Regions from separate parts of the Mus musculus genome. Here region 1 is linked to region 2. The links are chromatin loops, found by intact Hi-C in ENCODE. Cell type or tissue: left cerebral cortex. All regions are shown on one strand. Links, peaks and the distances in the headings refer to the core of each region. The heading gives the core; the rest is flanking DNA.

Region 1 (8,344 bases), core at 32-8,031, 56 kb before region 2:
CATCTTATCACTTAGGAGATGGAGACAGGGTGATAAGAAGTGCAAGGCTAGCCTGATTTACATAGTGAGATCCTGCAGGGGTGGGGGAGGGGAGAGAGGAGGGGAGGGGAGAGGAGAGGAGGGCAGGGGACAGGGGGGAGGGGGGAGAGAAGGGAGGGAAGGGGAGAAAGAAAGAAAGAAAGGAGGGAGGGAAGGAAAAAATGCAAATGATTATTGTCTACAGCCACACTACCTAGAACACATGCATCGTCAGAAGATGACCAAAATGACCAAATCAATGTATGAAAGTGAGTAAATCAACCAACCAAAGTTGAGTCATATTAGGCTCTAAGACGTTTCAACTGGTTCTGCCCTACTCCCTGAGTGGTGTGTGTGTGGGTGGGGGGGGGGGGCACGGGTGGTTGGGTAGGGAGTTAGGGAAGGATCTGCAAGGAGTCAGGGACGAAAGATGAATGGGATCATTGTATGAAATTCTCAAAAAGTTAATCAAAACATTACTTTAAAAAAATCAAAACCACCTGTCCTTATAGGCTGGAATACTTCCTCAAGACTTCAAGTTTCTACCTGACTTGTCAGTTTTACTTTTTCCTGAGTAATTTTGATTTGTAATCGGTCATCTCTGAACACCACTAACATGGGTGTCTTGTATTGTTGATCTTTGCACACACTGCCCACACAGTGACCCAGATGAGGATCTGGCCTACGGATTCTACTAGAGAGAGAGTTATGTAGAACAAATGCTCTCATGACAAGGTTGCCACTACCATTGGACTCTCTTCTTCTTTCTGATGGCAGTAGCCATCAAAAAAGTCTTGATGGTGGTGGGAACAGGAAGAGGAACTGTGTATTTTGATATTAAATTTGATATATGACAGTTTAAAAGCTCATGGTTCAGTCTTATGTTAAACAAAGAGAAAATTTAATTATATCTTTTAGGTACAACGTCAATAATACAGTTTTATCTCCTATGCTCAATACACAAAAGAAAATTGCCCATGAACTGTTAAGTCCACACATTTAGATTTTGGGCAAATCTGGTTGAAGCAACATGAAACTGCTAGTCTTCTTGTTTTTTTTTTCTTGTTAGAAAAACCCAGGCAATAAAAAAGTATGCGTTTTTAAAAAATCACACAGATAAAATTAGTGTGGAAATTGGTGCTTACCCTTTCAAGGTGAGACTCAATTGCAAAGTAGGGAAGGTTAGTTTACTGTGGATCCAATTTCATCAGAAACCATTTGATGTAGAAACTAACAGATTCGATACTAGAGAAATGTCCAGTCAAGTTAAGACTATGTTGGTCTTTATATATCACGCCTGCAGACTTCTCATGATCGGATATTCTCTCTCTCCAAATTGGTATGATTGTCTGGGCTGGGCTGCTCCTGGGCAGGAAGTCACTTACATGGCCTCAGTCTTAAGTGAGGGATGGAAATTGGTCTAGTCATGAAGAGAGAATAATATCCCTGAGAGTGTTTCCAACTGGGGTCAAAAGCAATGCTGCCTTGTTCTGTCTGCCTCCTTTAGTCTGCTGAGTCACACCTGAAGAGTTCCTAATATACAGGCCCCATTCATAGTTTCAGATTTGTTTAGCTCAGGTATTTAGGGCAGTTCCTTTGCATGAGCGGAACTTCAAAGGGTTGGCATTGCTGAGGAAGCGCCATGTAGCTTGGTTTCGAGAAAGAACGCACGCGCAAGCAGAGACTAATTGAGAACATTTTCTTCAGAACTTTTGAACAAAATTAAAATTAAGCATATGAAGTAAGTTGACCTTTTTATCCACTTATGGTCAAATCAGTAAAAAATGTCACAACCGGTAAAGCTTGTTAAGGCCTTGCTTCTTAAAGCACTGCCCCGGTTATTATGAAAGTCATCTTCAAAAGTGATCTTAAATGCAAGTCTGTTCCTCACTGATACATTGGTTTCTCTGTAATGTGAATGACAGATCTCCCCCTCTCTTTCCCCCTTCCCGACCCTGTACTGGGGATTGAACCTACGCCTCATACATGCTAGAGAAGTGCTTTTCCAGTCAGCTATATCCTCCACATCTATCTTTCTAAAGCCCTAAGTGCATTCTTCCGTATCTCAAGACATCCTACCAACTTACGTACTAATAGTAAGTCAACAAGCAGATTAGACTACCCCAAAATATAAAATCATACACCTCAAAGCAGCTAGCATGCCGATCGCAGTTAACCAGAGAACAAGGTTTATAATTCATACATGGGTCTAAGCCATACTACTCTAGGCCCTAAAGCAGGTTTGCCTCCCATCCCATTTTAAATACTAAGTTAAAAATATTCACAATTGGGGTGACCCTTGAGACTTGCAAGCGTAAGAATTTGCTGAACTGTAGCTTCTAAGTTAAATCATTTACAAGCCTCTTTTGACTGGTTTATGTAAAGTATAAAAACACCCTTCTCATAGATGTCCACGTGAAAAAGACAAGTGCCCTTTAAGGCAGCCAAAGATACTGCATATACATGCAAACTCCAACAGAGTGGCAGAAACAGAGATTATGTGGAAAGCTGACCCTTGAGGCTCCCTGACGAAAGCTTTGTTTAAGATCATGAACATGCATGTCACGTCCTCAACCGTTCAATCTGTCAGCTCCATCCGTAGGAGCTGGCAGGAGATCTGCATTGAGGGACCAGCTCTCCTCTGGCTCTCCTGACAGGCACAGCCCAGGGTGTTGAGCACTCGACAAACTGCATTTCCTTTTATAGCTGTTAGTGCAACAGAGCGGTCGACTATTGATAGTCTCGGCTTGGTACAAAATACAGCTTTCTGCTTAAGGATTCTGATGTGAACTCCAAACACTGCAGGTGACAGCCAGTGTCAAGTTGACCTTCTTGCCTCCGTGGCACACATAATTAAAATGATTAACCCACAAGAGGCGATGCTATCGAAGTAGCTATTTTTCTTCTTTTATTAAAGATACCGCTTCCTTTCATGAGCCTTGTGAATAGTTGTAAGAGTGGGGTCTGTTTTGATCATCCTTGATAGAAAAAAAAAAAACCAAAAACAAAAACCAAAATATGCTCTTTAAGGTTATAAAGTTGTAATAAAAGTAAATGGTTGACTCTTTTTTCTATCTTTTCTCTCATCTTCATATATAATTAGCCTGGCTTGGACAGGCCCTTTTACATAGATTCGACCTCCCTTGAGGGTATAATGTGACTGCTGGATGCTCTATCATTAAAATGTCATTGGTACCGGAGACCAAAATTATGAAAGCAAAACAAGTTTACATTGTACACTAACGGAGGTGTCTGCCTTCCGGTCCCACTTCATTGCCTTTCCCTTCCCACCAAGTCATCTACCTGTCTTGCACCATGAGTCTAGGCTCACTACTTCCACACCTGACCTACAATCTCCCTTCTGCTTCAGTTTTACCTTTATGTTATAAATCGCCTAAGGACACGGCATTAAAATATGCCAGCAAAATATTTGAGGCACAATAAAGTAACGAGCAAAATTGAGGTATGCCATTCCACTCAGGAGTACCCAAAGCATGAGCAGAGGCTGGAGTTCACTCTTCCTGCTTCATTTATTCAGCTAGCCACATGACTTTGTCTCCATGGAGAACCATTTTACAGAAACTTTACAATGCTATTAGTCCCCTCCCCCCCCCCCCCCGCTATCTTTATTTACTGACGAAATATAACAAATTTCTAGGGAATGGTTGTATCTTCTCAGAGTAATGTTAACAATTACTACACACACGGAACAAATGTTATTGAAGACTTTGTCTTCTATTTTTTAAAGGACGCTTCCTCATTGTAAGCAAGAAGCACCCAAAAAAACCCAAAAATGTGAAAATACTTTCCTTTCTTAATATTTGCAAAATAATAAAAGGCCCAATGATATAGTCACTGAAATCCGAATTCTAATAGTCACTATGATATGTTATATGAATTGTATTACATAGGTGTATTATGAGAAATAATTACCTTTGTGAGAAGCCTGAATCACAGATGGGAGATATTGCATGTGCACAGTAGTATCTTGGTGATGCTGTTCCTTTATCATCAGTGAGAAAACAAGTCCTGGCTCTTCCCCAGCTGGTTTCCTTAATCTCTCACATGTGCAATTAAACCCTGAAACTTGGTGCTCAAGAAACACATTTCACCGCCGCTAACGGACCAGTTATTGTCAGAACACATAAACCCGTGGCACTGGCTTCATTAGAACCTCGACATGCATAACCCCGAGACCACAGCGTTTCTTACTGGGAAAGAGTAGTCCTTACTACACGTAAATAATCACAGCTCTGGCTGCGGTCCAAGGTGTAAGCACTTTCCTCTGCTGTCTCAGCAATTCTCCTGATGTCGAAGACGCATTAAAATAAATGGAAACCATATGTCTCCTCAGCAGAACACCGGCACTGGAACAACCAAGGGGCAATGCAATTCATTACAACCACTGGAGAAATATTTGGGGGGCATGGACTGGCTCAGTGTAAAATGAAGCTGCATGGGGCAGCCTCACAATGAACGGAGGAGACGTTTGCTATTATTCTGCTCTCCTAACCTGGTTTACTGTCTCTATATTTTTTTTCAATACCACCATGAGCTGCTCCCGTTAGAAGGATTAAATGGCATTTTCCACCTGCTCAATGACTTCCCAAGCAGTATTTCATCTATTCCAACATTCTAGCCCTGTCAAACCCAATACATCATAATAATCCAGGACTGAATAGTGCTTAAAAACAAAGAAACACAGCAGAACAAGGCTCCACCATAATAAACGAAAAAAAAATTTTTTTTCTTCTGAGATCACTTGGAATTTATTCTGCAGAGCTAGACTGAATCAAAGACCAGGCCCTTGAGCTTTGAACTCTGTCAGGAATGATAAGATGTGAAAACAGGATTCAAAAAAAAATCTCATCAAGACCTAAAATAAAAGCCCTTCTTATATGTATTCCAAATTAAGATGTATATCACTTTAAAAAGCATAACAGGAGGGCACTAATCAGTCATATTTGACTGGCCGCATCATGTCAGAACATTTTGAAATAAGATGAGAAGCTGCAAGGTTGAAGCCCAGAGTACAGGGCAGCTGGGGGCACAGCTTGGGTAGCTTGGGCGACTGGGGCGGCTGGAGAGGCTGGGCTACCTTCTGTTTCTTGGTTGGCAGTGATGGATCTGGGAAGGCTTCGAACTTTGAGCTATGAATTTCCTATAAATAAATAAGTGTGTGTACGTGGGCGTGCATGTGTGCCCATATGTGCATGCGGGTACATGTGCATCTTACTGAGCTTGTGGTTCATCATCCCCAGGATCTACTAGGTTTGCATGTTTACTTGCTGAAAGCCTGACATCTAAAGTGATGGCATTCTGTGACGCTGTGGTGTGAATAGGAGATGCCCCAGGGGCTCCGGTGTTCGAACACCCATCCCTCGATGGAAATGCTGCTTTGAAGTATTGTAGACCATATAGGAGGTGACTCCGTGTTGGAGACTGTTAGGGACTAGAGGGTAGGCTTTGAATCTGATTCTCGGGCCCTGGGTTGTTCTTCCCTCTGCTTAGCATTCCACCAAGATGTGAGGGACTGAGGGGACTCAGCTTCACCCTCCTGTCAACGTGGAGTCACCTGCCATGACTCCTTAGCTTGTGTGATGCATTGCACCCTCAAACTGTGAGTTAGGATATGTACCTCCCCTCACCCCAACCCCAACCCCAAGAGTTGCTGCTTTTAGGGATTTTCTCAGCATCAAGAAAAGTGGCTAAATGGTACAGGATGGTCTTTGCAAGGTCAGCTAATATGTATGTGTGTGTATGTGTGTGGGGGTCTCCTTAAAGATTAGAGCTCCTACGGAAAGGACTCTTACCCGTTGTACAATGTGAAGACATAGCAGAAGGTTATATCTATGAGACCCTAACTGGATACCATCTCTGCTGATGTTATGTTAACATCCCAGTTACTAGATCTGGGAGAGATAAATTTGTGCAACCCAAGTCACGATGTTTTGTCATAACAAGCTCACAGACTAAGTGTGTGTCTACTCCTTTAAAAGTGGGAATTGGAGAATTACTGAGCACCAAGTCTGGCACAGAGTTACCATTCAATATCTGCAAAAGAGATGCAACACAGCTCAAGGGTCATGACCACAGAAACAACACATCCTAGCCTCAGGAAGGTAATTTAAACAAAACAAAACAAAACAAAACAAAACACTGGTCTCTTTTGCTTATTATTGGGTAAGGACGGAGAGAGGTGGGGTGCACCTCACTCAGCGTGGAACCTCTGAGAAACAGCAGAAGGGGCACTTGCTAAGCACAACTTCTAAACTAAATTACAGGAATAGATGATTTTATACTGGGTAAAGTCACCATCGGGAACTCCAAAACAGCAGTTCCCAACCTGTGGGTCTCGATCCCCTAGACAAACCCCTGTCTCCAAAAAATATTTATATTAGGATTCCTAATGGTAACAAAATTACAGTTATAAAGTAGCAACTAAAATAATTTTATGGCTGCAAGGTCACCAAAACATGATAAAGTGTATTAAAGGGTCACAGCATTAAGAAGATCAAGGTCCACTACAAGAGGTTCAGAGTCTAAACCTCTTTGCATTACATTCCAACAAAATGAGATTTGCCAGCTATGACCGGAATCCTCATGGTCAAATGGCTTCTTCCCTCATTAATTTCTAGCCAGTTTATCTATTTTGCCAGCCTAACTTGTCAAAAGGGAAAACCGCATGTATTGAAGAGAGGACACATTGTCCTCATGGCTCCAGGGCACACATAACTTTACATTAACCAACCATTTGAAATATACTATATTTTACATATCAGAAGATCTAACATAACCAAATCAACCTGGCTCTAAACAACCCATCAATAATGAGCTTGTAAGTCTGTCTCTCTGAAGCAAGTAGCTGGTGGCATGGAGAGTTACTTGAATGGAAATGATTTTGAAAGAAAAACCCTGCAGATAGCGTATCGCTAATTGGTATTGACCTCCAGCAAAAACATGACTGACATTCCTGCCTTTTGCAGTCCATTAGTGACGGGTTTTTGAAATGATTTTTGCCTCTTGGTATTTAAATTGTCATCTGCATTGAAGAGCAGGGACTGTCGTGTTGAAAAAAAAAAATGATGTTGCTTAAAATATGTTAATGCCTGATGAAATTTTAGGAGATACAGACATGTTCTAAGACATATATTTTCTGAGACACATATTTCTGAGACAAAAGATAAACATGCAAGAAGTGGCTTGAAAGGATTATCCAGTTGAAACAGCAGAGTCATGGATGCAAGCTGAGGGCAGGCAATTTATTTTTTCTTTTTGTTTTTTTTTTTTTTTTTAGTTTCAGGGACTGACTTTATTCTACAACTAAAACACTATCTGAGACTGGAAAATATTATTGGGGCAGAGTGCTTTCTTAGCATTCCTGAAGTCCTGGGTTCAATGCCCAACATCATCATAAATAAGTTATCCTATTAATATATTAATATTTAAAGGATGGGAGATCAAAGACAAGACTCATGGGTCAAGAACAAAGTGCTGCATTGCAGGAGCACCTTGGTCCTTGCTCCTCTTACCCCACCTTCCTGGCACCAGAAGTTCTCCTGAGCAACCTGCAGGGGGCCAAAGAGATTCTAGACACACAATAGTTTTGAACTGCACCAAATGTGCAGCAAGTTTGATAACTGGCATAGCAAACAAGAAGCAAGCCTGTTCTATTTTAGAGGAAGATATATGTAGCCTCATTCCTGGGTCAAATGTGATGTAGAAAATTCAAAGAGGTCAGGAAAGTATATTTATTTTATCTTTAGAAAGACACGTAAAGGTGCAAGAAACCTGAGGTTCGCTTGCCAGAGGAACACTCCCTGCTCCCGTAGGTCTGAGCTTGATTGCCGCACCCACAGGGCAGCTAACAAGTGTAACTCCAGTTCCAGAGATCCACAGCCCTCTTTTGGTGTCTTCAGGCACCAAGCATATGCATGGCACACACACACACACACACACACACACACACACACACACACACACGCAAGCAAGACACTCAACCACATTAAGAAACAAAACGTTAAAAATCGAAAAGCACGTTCCAGCAATATTTTAATTATTTTATTCATTCTGATATCCCAAACATTTAACATAGCATTTGCATTCAGGAAATAGTTAATGCATATTTGTTGAATCATTAAGTGATACTACTACAATTTCTGTAATTATTTTATAATAGAAGATCATATTAACAGATGTTAGAATAACCTGAAATTCCTGTGAAGCCTTTCTCTTTAACTTCACTATCTTTTTTTTTTCCTTGCAAGTAATTCATATCTCACAGAGCAGATTTGAAGAATAAACTTCCTTAACCATTTATTCACGG
Region 2 (8,344 bases), core at 265-8,264:
CTGGTTGCCTCACCAAGTTCAAAGAGTGAGTTGAGAGCCACCGCAGACACAGTGTACACACTGGAGAGAGGCTCCTTTTTGAGAGAAGGTGGGCCAAGCTCTGGAAGGAGTCTCATGAGGCACAAGGACACATCAGCAGCCAAGCTGCCCACTGGACCCCAGTTCTTGGTCATCCAGTTGACAGTGGGAAGGTTTGATGTAACATTAAAGAAAAGAGGACTCAGAAATTTCATATTATACATTACCTTTATTCTTTGGGGCAATCAATTCTTAATCAAATGTTCCTAAATATATGGATAATTTTTTAAATGCTAGTTTGTATGAAATCCTTTCCATGCTTAATTTTTTAAGCTATGTTTAATTTCTGATGTTCTACCCTGACAGGATCATATTAATAAAAACAATGACAAAAGTCCTCAGTTTCTGTTAAATAAAACCATCATTATTTAATCAGTTGTCCTTCTAAAATGAAATTACTGCAAAGTTCTTTGTGCTTCTTTTCAAAGCCTTTCATTCGGAGATTTTCTTTGTTTGCATCTTAACAATTTTTTTCCTTCATTTCTTGCTTTTCCCTATTTACCAGACTCTCATACTCTTGCATAAGTGGTGTGCAGATCTGAGATCCCTACAAGGTAAAACCACTTCTTCAATACATTTTGGTTTTAATACATCCTCTATGGATGCTTCTATGTTGTGAACACAGTGGAGAAGCTCTGTGTATCTGTGTTTGTTTTATTTATGTTTTGTGCCTACTGCTTAACAATATTTCTTCCCATCTTCTTCAAGGTTTTGTTGTTGTTGCTGTTCCTTTTAAAAGTACAACATCTGTAAACTAGGAAAATGTAAGGCAACACAGTTGCATAAAGGATTAGGGAAAGATGAAGGATATTCGAATTTCTTGTGCTGTGTGCTATGAGACACACAATTAGCTACTTAGTTAAGGATTTTTAGTAATCTGGGTTTAGAACTCAGAGTATGTCTGCATCATGCCCTTTTCTACTTTTCCAATAAACTTCAGTGAGGTGACGACAGCACATGAGGCTTTATTGAAAGTGAGAAAGCACACATATGCGCATGCGGAATGCTTCTTCAAGAACAACATATCGGTTTTACCAGTAGATATGCTGCCATTCCAGGCCATGAATCAGTGAACACTATGAAAGCATGAGGACATCTTGGAGATGTATCAGTCTATACGTAGTGAGAAGATGTATATTTTTCCCTAAGAAAGTGAAAGTATCTTCGTCCCCAATACTAGGGCCAGTTCTGCCTAAGCCCATTTGGCAAGAAAGCAGCTCCTTTGCTGCCAAGAGGAGCAGGATTTGGCACAGATTTCGCAAGGTGAAGCCCTGTAGGTGTTTCTGTGGGGCACTACCAATGTGAAAAATGCTGCTGGTGGGTTGCCAGTGGGAGAAACAGAAGTCAGCCAACGCCTCTCTTGTCCAGGTGTCTGTGGAAGCCAAGAACCCTGGCAGCAATCCTGCCTAATAAATATTTTTGTTGGAAGAAATGACTGTGGGATTTCCCCAGTGATGTATGAATCCCCCGAGTTGGAGACGTCTGTGACTTTGAGTTAAAGATTTTTATCTTCATTCTTATGCAGTGAATATCAACATTTTTTGCCATCTGATAATTTGAAGTTTAAGGAGACAGAAGCAATCGACCCTTCCCTCTCCCCCCAGAGGAAAAGTGTACAAAAGCACAAACATATATGGCATCTGTTTATGGGATCTGAGTTTAGGAAGCTCTTCTCTGGTTATTAGCTATCTTCCCCTCCACTTTGGTGAATAAAGAACCTGGAGGGATGGCTCATTTGAGCACATTCGTTCGCAGAGTCAAAAGAACTTTGAGGATCCATTGGCCCCATTTGCTTTCCCAGATGAGTGGGTTACCCAAGTTAAAACACAAGCTCTGAGCTGCCTTGTTTTGGAGGAGGAGCTAGGGATCAAATGTAGTGCTTCAGTGTGCGAAGCAAGTGCTGTACACTGGGCTACCCCCTAGCACTACAGCCTCATGTTCTCTGGCATGCATGAAAAGAGCCCGAAGTATCTCTCAGAATATCCCTTGCAATTTCATTGTTCTCCCTTCTGCCCCACAGCATTCTTAAACAACTACCCAAACTGGTGTCTATCAGTCTATCAACCTATAAGTTTGTGACTGGGTGACAGGGATGTTCTAGGTTGGAGTATATTTCCCCAAACATCTGCCTTTCCTAAAAGATGGCTATATTGCCCTGTTTCAAACATAGTAGTTCTAATGAGAATTCACTGAGTATTCAGTACAAAGCTAATAGGTGACTTGTACCCTTTTTCCTCAAACCCTACCACATAGCTTTAATAAAGGATACCAAGTTTTCAGATGTCTCTATAGACCCTTAGGTCAAAATTTTACGATAGAGCCTATTGTTCTCTGAAAAATATTTCTTGACCTGTAGCAAACTGGGTTTAAATGGCTGCTCTGCACTGGTGTGACCTGAGTGAGTCTGACACTATTACAACTGCTGGGCTCACCTGATGCTGGATCATATTTGAATGTACAAGTTGCCACGGACTAATATGTATTCCAGTGCTTGCTCAGGACGCATACTATCATATCTGGGTCAGATACTAACAAGTGGTATAATTTTAAAAGTGCTTCTTGCCAAGTGTGGTTTCCACGTCTATCAAAATAAGGGGTATGACAACATTAGTAAGAGACTCTAGGGTAGTCTCCTCCATGGCTTGCAGCTAAGTGACAAAGACTGTGGCCTCTGAGTAAGAAGTGCTACCTACCTCTGCACAGTCTCTTCCTCCTCAATGCACAAACTGAATGACTAAATCGACTTGTTTTGTTGAACAACAAAGGAATTTTTTCTGGCTGGGCCTGGGACACACCTTAGAGGCTCCCCCATGCTGCTATGTGCTTTGATGTGCCATTGGGGTTGGCATTTCTGCAGGAAAGCCAGACCGTGGCTTTTTAAAGGCTTTGCCCTTAATAACTGACCGTCTGTTATTTGGAAAAGTAGTTAAATTGATTACATGCCAGTCTAAGAGTCAAAACACTTTCTCCAAGGCCAATTTTTAGGGTGTTCGGTGGGTTTTGTTTGTTTGTTTTGTTTTGTTTTGTTTGTTTTTCTCATTAGCGAGGGGAGAGAAAACCAATTAAGAAAATAAGAGGCTTCTAAACCTGTTGAAAATGCTCATCAGCCTGTTACATGCTCATTTTCCCATCCTAACAGAAAAAAGTCTCAAGTGAAGACAATGGAAATGTTATTTTCTATGCTTGCTATTAGGACTTAAAAACCAGTACTTAGCGTAATGTCTTGAACCACTGAGGAGACTAAACGCATTAAAAAGAATAAAAGGACTATGCAGACATGGAGGAATCACTATTACAGTGGCCATAAAATCTAACCCTGTCTCTCCTACTTAGCACTTGAAGTTTTCTCTGTCTGTAGAAAGTTTCTGACTGAATAATGAAACAGACTAAGCAGTGTAGCTGAAGGGTACTTAGGAGCTCTGGTAATGTTTTCCTTGGAGGAACCATCAGGTTAGTGTGAAGGAAAAGAACGTAAAATCCACAGCACCATTTTCCTCATAAAGCATCCTGCAAAGGGCATGAGAGAGCAACAAGACCACGCTTCACAACCACACCCATCCACGCGGCACAGAAAAGAGGAAATTTCAAAACTTAGGATTTGTAAGAAAAATAACTTCGCACATTCTTTAAAACGAATCACCACCCTAGGCAAGACATGGCTATTTATCCTCTAAAACAAAGAACAACTGGCATTCAACCTGAAGCTGACATTGCATTGGGCAGCAATTAACACATGTAATCTATGTGGTAAGATTCAATACCTGGGTTTTTATATTTAACTAAATGTCTGACCAGTACCAGTTAAAACGGGTCCATGAAGACAACCACAAGTCACACACAAGTCACACCACAGTCATCAGTATCTTTTCAAAGATGAAAACTGAGGTTTGTGACTCCGCCCCTCCCCCCCAAAAAACCAGTTCCAAAGAAACAGAGTTGATCAGAAAAGGCACTTCTAGCCATCCTACTAAAGTTATTTACAATAAAATAATGTAGATGAATTTTCTGAATCTCATTTGAAGACCTCTGCGATTCAATCAATTCCAGCAATGCTTAAGCAACATTACAATTCATGAGACATTTAAAATCGCAACGAGCCTGTGACATATAGGTCATTTCACTGAGCAAACAAATTAGTACTCCTGTGTCATCAGGTGAAACTTAAGATGTGCCAAGCTCTGTCTGTACTAAAAATAATGAATGAATTTCCAAGTCTTCAGATGCAGTGGACATATCTGAATGGAGCCAAGGTGAGAAAGTAACACCTTAACTGCATACACAAAGCAAAGGAAAAAATGGGGAAACCTGTAAAGGTTATAAAAATAGCTCTACACATGGTTTCAGCACACCTGCAGACCTTTGGAGATTTGAAGTATCTACAAAATCACGTGTCATTTGAGCCCCAATAGCCATGATGGCTGCTCCCTCTACTGTCTCCTTAGAACTCAAGGCATTAGCTCTTAGTGCGACTTAGGTTGACTTTCAGTGGAGATTCAGAACATTTTTTTTTTTTTTTTTTTTTTTGCTTTGGGAAATGGTCAGTAATAGTTGCAGAGATGGCATCAAGGTTGGCACTTGAATCTACACTCTTAGCTGCATTCTTGTTCAGCCTCTGCCCATCCCATGATATGGGACTGAAATCACATAAAACCAACAATATAAGAAAAACACTTACCTAGTAAGGTCACAGAATGCAGTATTAGATACTGTATTTTCTAAACATGTTTTGGGTTTTCCTGCATTTACCTGTTCTTGCTTTAAACAAACCACTCAGATTTTAAAGCTGGACTTCTTGGTCCCGTTCAAATGTTGATGTTGAAAAGCAGATTAGAAACTGGGCGTGGCGGTGCACAGCTGTAATTCCAGCATTTGGGACACTGAGACTGAAACAGAAGGACCTCCAAAGACTCTAGGCCAGCCTGAGCTACATAGTGAGTTTGGGACACTCTAGGCTGTACTTTTTAAAAATCAAAACCAACCAAATAAAGTAAGAAAGAGAGAGAGAGAAAAGCCTATAACGTACAGAACTATTTCCAGATACTGTATCCTTGTCCTCCCAGCCCCTTTCAAGACAAGGTTTTTCTGTATATCCCCGGCTGTCCTAGAACTTGCTCTATAGACCAGGCTGGCCTTGAACTCAGAGATCTGCCCACCTCTGCTTCTGAGTGCTGGGATTAAAGGTGTGTGCCACCACCACCAGGCTTGTTCTCATTCATAAAACATTTCTTGGCAAACTAAACTCAGGAAATCAACATTCCTTCAGATTTACACAGTTCTTCAGAGTGTATTTACATATTTACAAAAGTGGTATTAAGTACCATAACCCATATTCTGCTTTACCTGTAGTATGTTTTCAAATGTACAGGATCATGCAATGCTATCATATGCTCCCTGGGCCTGGGAACAATGTGAACCATGAACATGTGTAAGGACAACTCAATGCCTGTGAGGATTCCTAAGCTTGCCTGGAGGCAAAGCTACTTCCACTGTCCCATTGGTAAGGCGTCTGTGAACGCACCACCATACTTGGAGAATACAGTTCCTAAAACTAAAGAGGCGTATGTGGCTCTAATCATTAGTGAATGACACTAAAAGTGGGCCTATTTTTATAATGTGCTTAAGAGTTCTCATTTCCCTATTAGATATAAAGCACTGCCAAATTATTGTCAATCGTCTAATATGGCAGTCTTCTTATAAAAACAGGAGTAATTTCTCATTTATTTCAAGTTCAAGTGAGTACTCTGAGGACAAGATAAAAACAAATTTTGTGTGTGCATGTGTATGTGTGCATATGTGTGCACACTCCCCTGTGCGAGTGTGTGTGCATGTTGTCACACTCCTCTGTGTGTATGTGTGTGTGTGTGTGTACATGTGTATGTGTGTTTGTGCATATGTGTGCACCTGTGGGCATACTCATTTATATGAGTGTGTGTGTGTGTGTGTGTGTGTGTGTGTATGTTATCACACTCCTATGTGTGTTTGTGTGTGTATGTACATGTATGTGTGTGTGCGTGCATGTGTGTGTACCTGTGGGCACACTCATGTATATGAGTGTGTATGTGTGCATGTTGTCACACTCCTATGTGTGTGTGTACATGTGTATGCATGTGTGTGCATGTGTGTATACCTGTGGCACACTCATGTATATTAGTGTGCATGTTGTCACACTCCTGTGCATGTGTGTGTATGTGTGCATGTGCATGCATGCTCATGTGTGCAAGTGTGTGTACCTGTGAGCACACTCATATGAGTGTGTGTGTTTATAAGGATCAGTATATCAGATGTGTGAGTATGGTGACGTGTTAATTTCCTTTCCTTGCTCAGCAAAGTCTCTGTGATTGAGAGCTTAATGTAAAATCGTGAAGAAATTGATCAGATGGATTAGAAAATTCAATTTTGAATAGTTTTCTTATGGAATAATTATCATGTTTCAAATAAAAATTAAGCAAGTAAAAAGAAAACAATAATATCCTTAAAAGCATAAAAAGTGTGTCTATGACAAGCGTGTACTACTAAGACCTTACTCTGTGCTGAAGGACAGTCAGGCTACATTTATGTTTCTCACAGTAGGCAAATCATTTTTTTAAAAGATAAAGGGTGAATTAGTGGCTCTGCTACCAGGAAGAAAATACTGATTTCCACTTTAATCAACAAGGCAGAATAATGTGTATTATGTTTGTTTCCACGAAAGTTATTAGCATTAAAAACTGACCCTGAGAGTTATATACTTCTGCTGTTTGGAAAATAGTCTTTATGTTGTGATCATCTCCATCTGCATAAGACATCACTATAATATTGCCATAGTTCTAATAAGACCCTTAAAATCACTTCATAATTGCATTGAGCTTTTATTTTTCAACAAAAATGATTCAATTTTATTTAAATCCTAGTAGAAGCAATCAAAAGGCAATCTCCTGCTTTGATTGCTTCTTAAGAACTGCCATGTTAAAATAATGTGGTTGCTTTGGATACACAGTAACAATTTTCAACGGTTCCCTATTGGTGTTAAAAGTCACTTTGTTCCTCCTATCTTGTAGGCTACAGAAGTTCAGGAGACTGACAATACAGTGGTAATAAAACTGAAAACCTACACACTCCATTTGGAAATGACAATAGTCATTTGTAGATTTCAGACTCTGCTCCATGCTCATAAACTGAGTCTGTTTGCCCTGAAATTGTTTCCAAGCCTACAATGTGGTCTCTAGTTTCAAATGATGACAACAACAAGCTTGGAATCAGAAGGTAGGAAATTTGGTTTAAAAAAAAAAAAACAAAAAACAAAAAAAAAAAAAAACAAAAAACAACAAAATCCCCAAAGATTTCTTTGAAGTCAGATATAGCAGTGTTTCTTTGTGCCTGCTGCCTATCTGCCCTCGAGAGTTTGCATTTGGATCACGGTATTTACTTTTACTCCTCGAGGTTAATTTGAATTATATTTACAGAAAGATACTTTTTCTATATATGTTTAGAAACCCAGAACATGAGCATACTTCATTCAAGCTGCTGGGATCTGTATGGATGTAGGATGGATTAAGCCAATGCAAAAAGACTTCAAAGTTTGGAGTGAATTTGCATTGAGACATAAATTACCCAGGATAGTCAAAGCCATAAATTAGCTTCAGGACATAAATAGCTCTCTTGTGGCTCACAGAAGCACAACAATTCTCTTTATTCCATACATATCTATTATCATGTTTTCTCTAAGACTCTTCCTGGGCTCTATTTCTTTGCCCACACTGTGTTTTTATTTTTATATTCAAAATATGCTCACTGGTAGCTGCTACATGTCCAAAGTTAAAAAGTATTGTACTGCCTATATTAATATTAACCTCATTTCTTTTTTATGCCTAGCACACACATGGGGTGAGCAGGCACAAACTACTGGCACTATATAAGTGAACAGAAGTGTTTTTTAAAATTATGAATTAAATATAACAGTATAAAGAATTCTGTTCAGCTTCTTGATTGCATAATATATATAATATATTATAATAGAGATATAATGTGCACTATAGTACATAGAATACATACATGTATACATGGAATGTTTAGCAATTTTCATAAATATCTGCAAACAATGCTGAAATTAGAGACCAGCATTTTCTATCCAACAACAATAAAGAGAAATAATTTATCTAAAATATATTTCCTGTAGCTTAAGTCACTGAGAGTGTCACAAGAAGTGTTCAGAAAAAAAGAAAACCCTGAATTTTTTTGCAGTCTTAAAAACACAAAACACAAATTCTACCTCATAAACTCAACTTAG

The links. Hi-C counts contacts between places; a loop is a spot of excess contacts. Peaks named below come from ENCODE experiments on the same cell type or tissue, not always from the same donor. Only the 100,000 strongest peaks of a DNase experiment are listed, where the experiment ranks them.
Region 1: it touches region 2 in a loop (5-fold over the local background); 2 of 42 quality-filtered maps call a loop at or near these places.

What each region holds. Positions count from the first base shown.
Region 1 is chr2:65,989,544-65,997,887 of GRCm38, reverse strand. All of the region lies in intron 4 of Csrnp3 (cysteine-serine-rich nuclear protein 3), which reads right to left. Among named protein-coding and RNA genes, the nearest start is that of Gm52514, 65 kb to the right of the region's middle. In left cerebral cortex, for the core only: a CTCF peak has its summit at 7,577; DNase peaks (open chromatin) are centred at 2,619 and 4,284; H3K27ac peaks cover 1,483 bases.
Region 2 is chr2:65,933,616-65,941,959 of GRCm38, reverse strand. All of the region lies in intron 3 of Csrnp3 (cysteine-serine-rich nuclear protein 3), which reads right to left. Among named protein-coding and RNA genes, the nearest start is that of Gm52514, 9.2 kb to the right of the region's middle. In left cerebral cortex, for the core only: no CTCF peak of the experiment used is centred there; a DNase peak (open chromatin) is centred at 1,358; H3K4me3 peaks cover 962 bases; H3K27ac peaks cover 641 bases.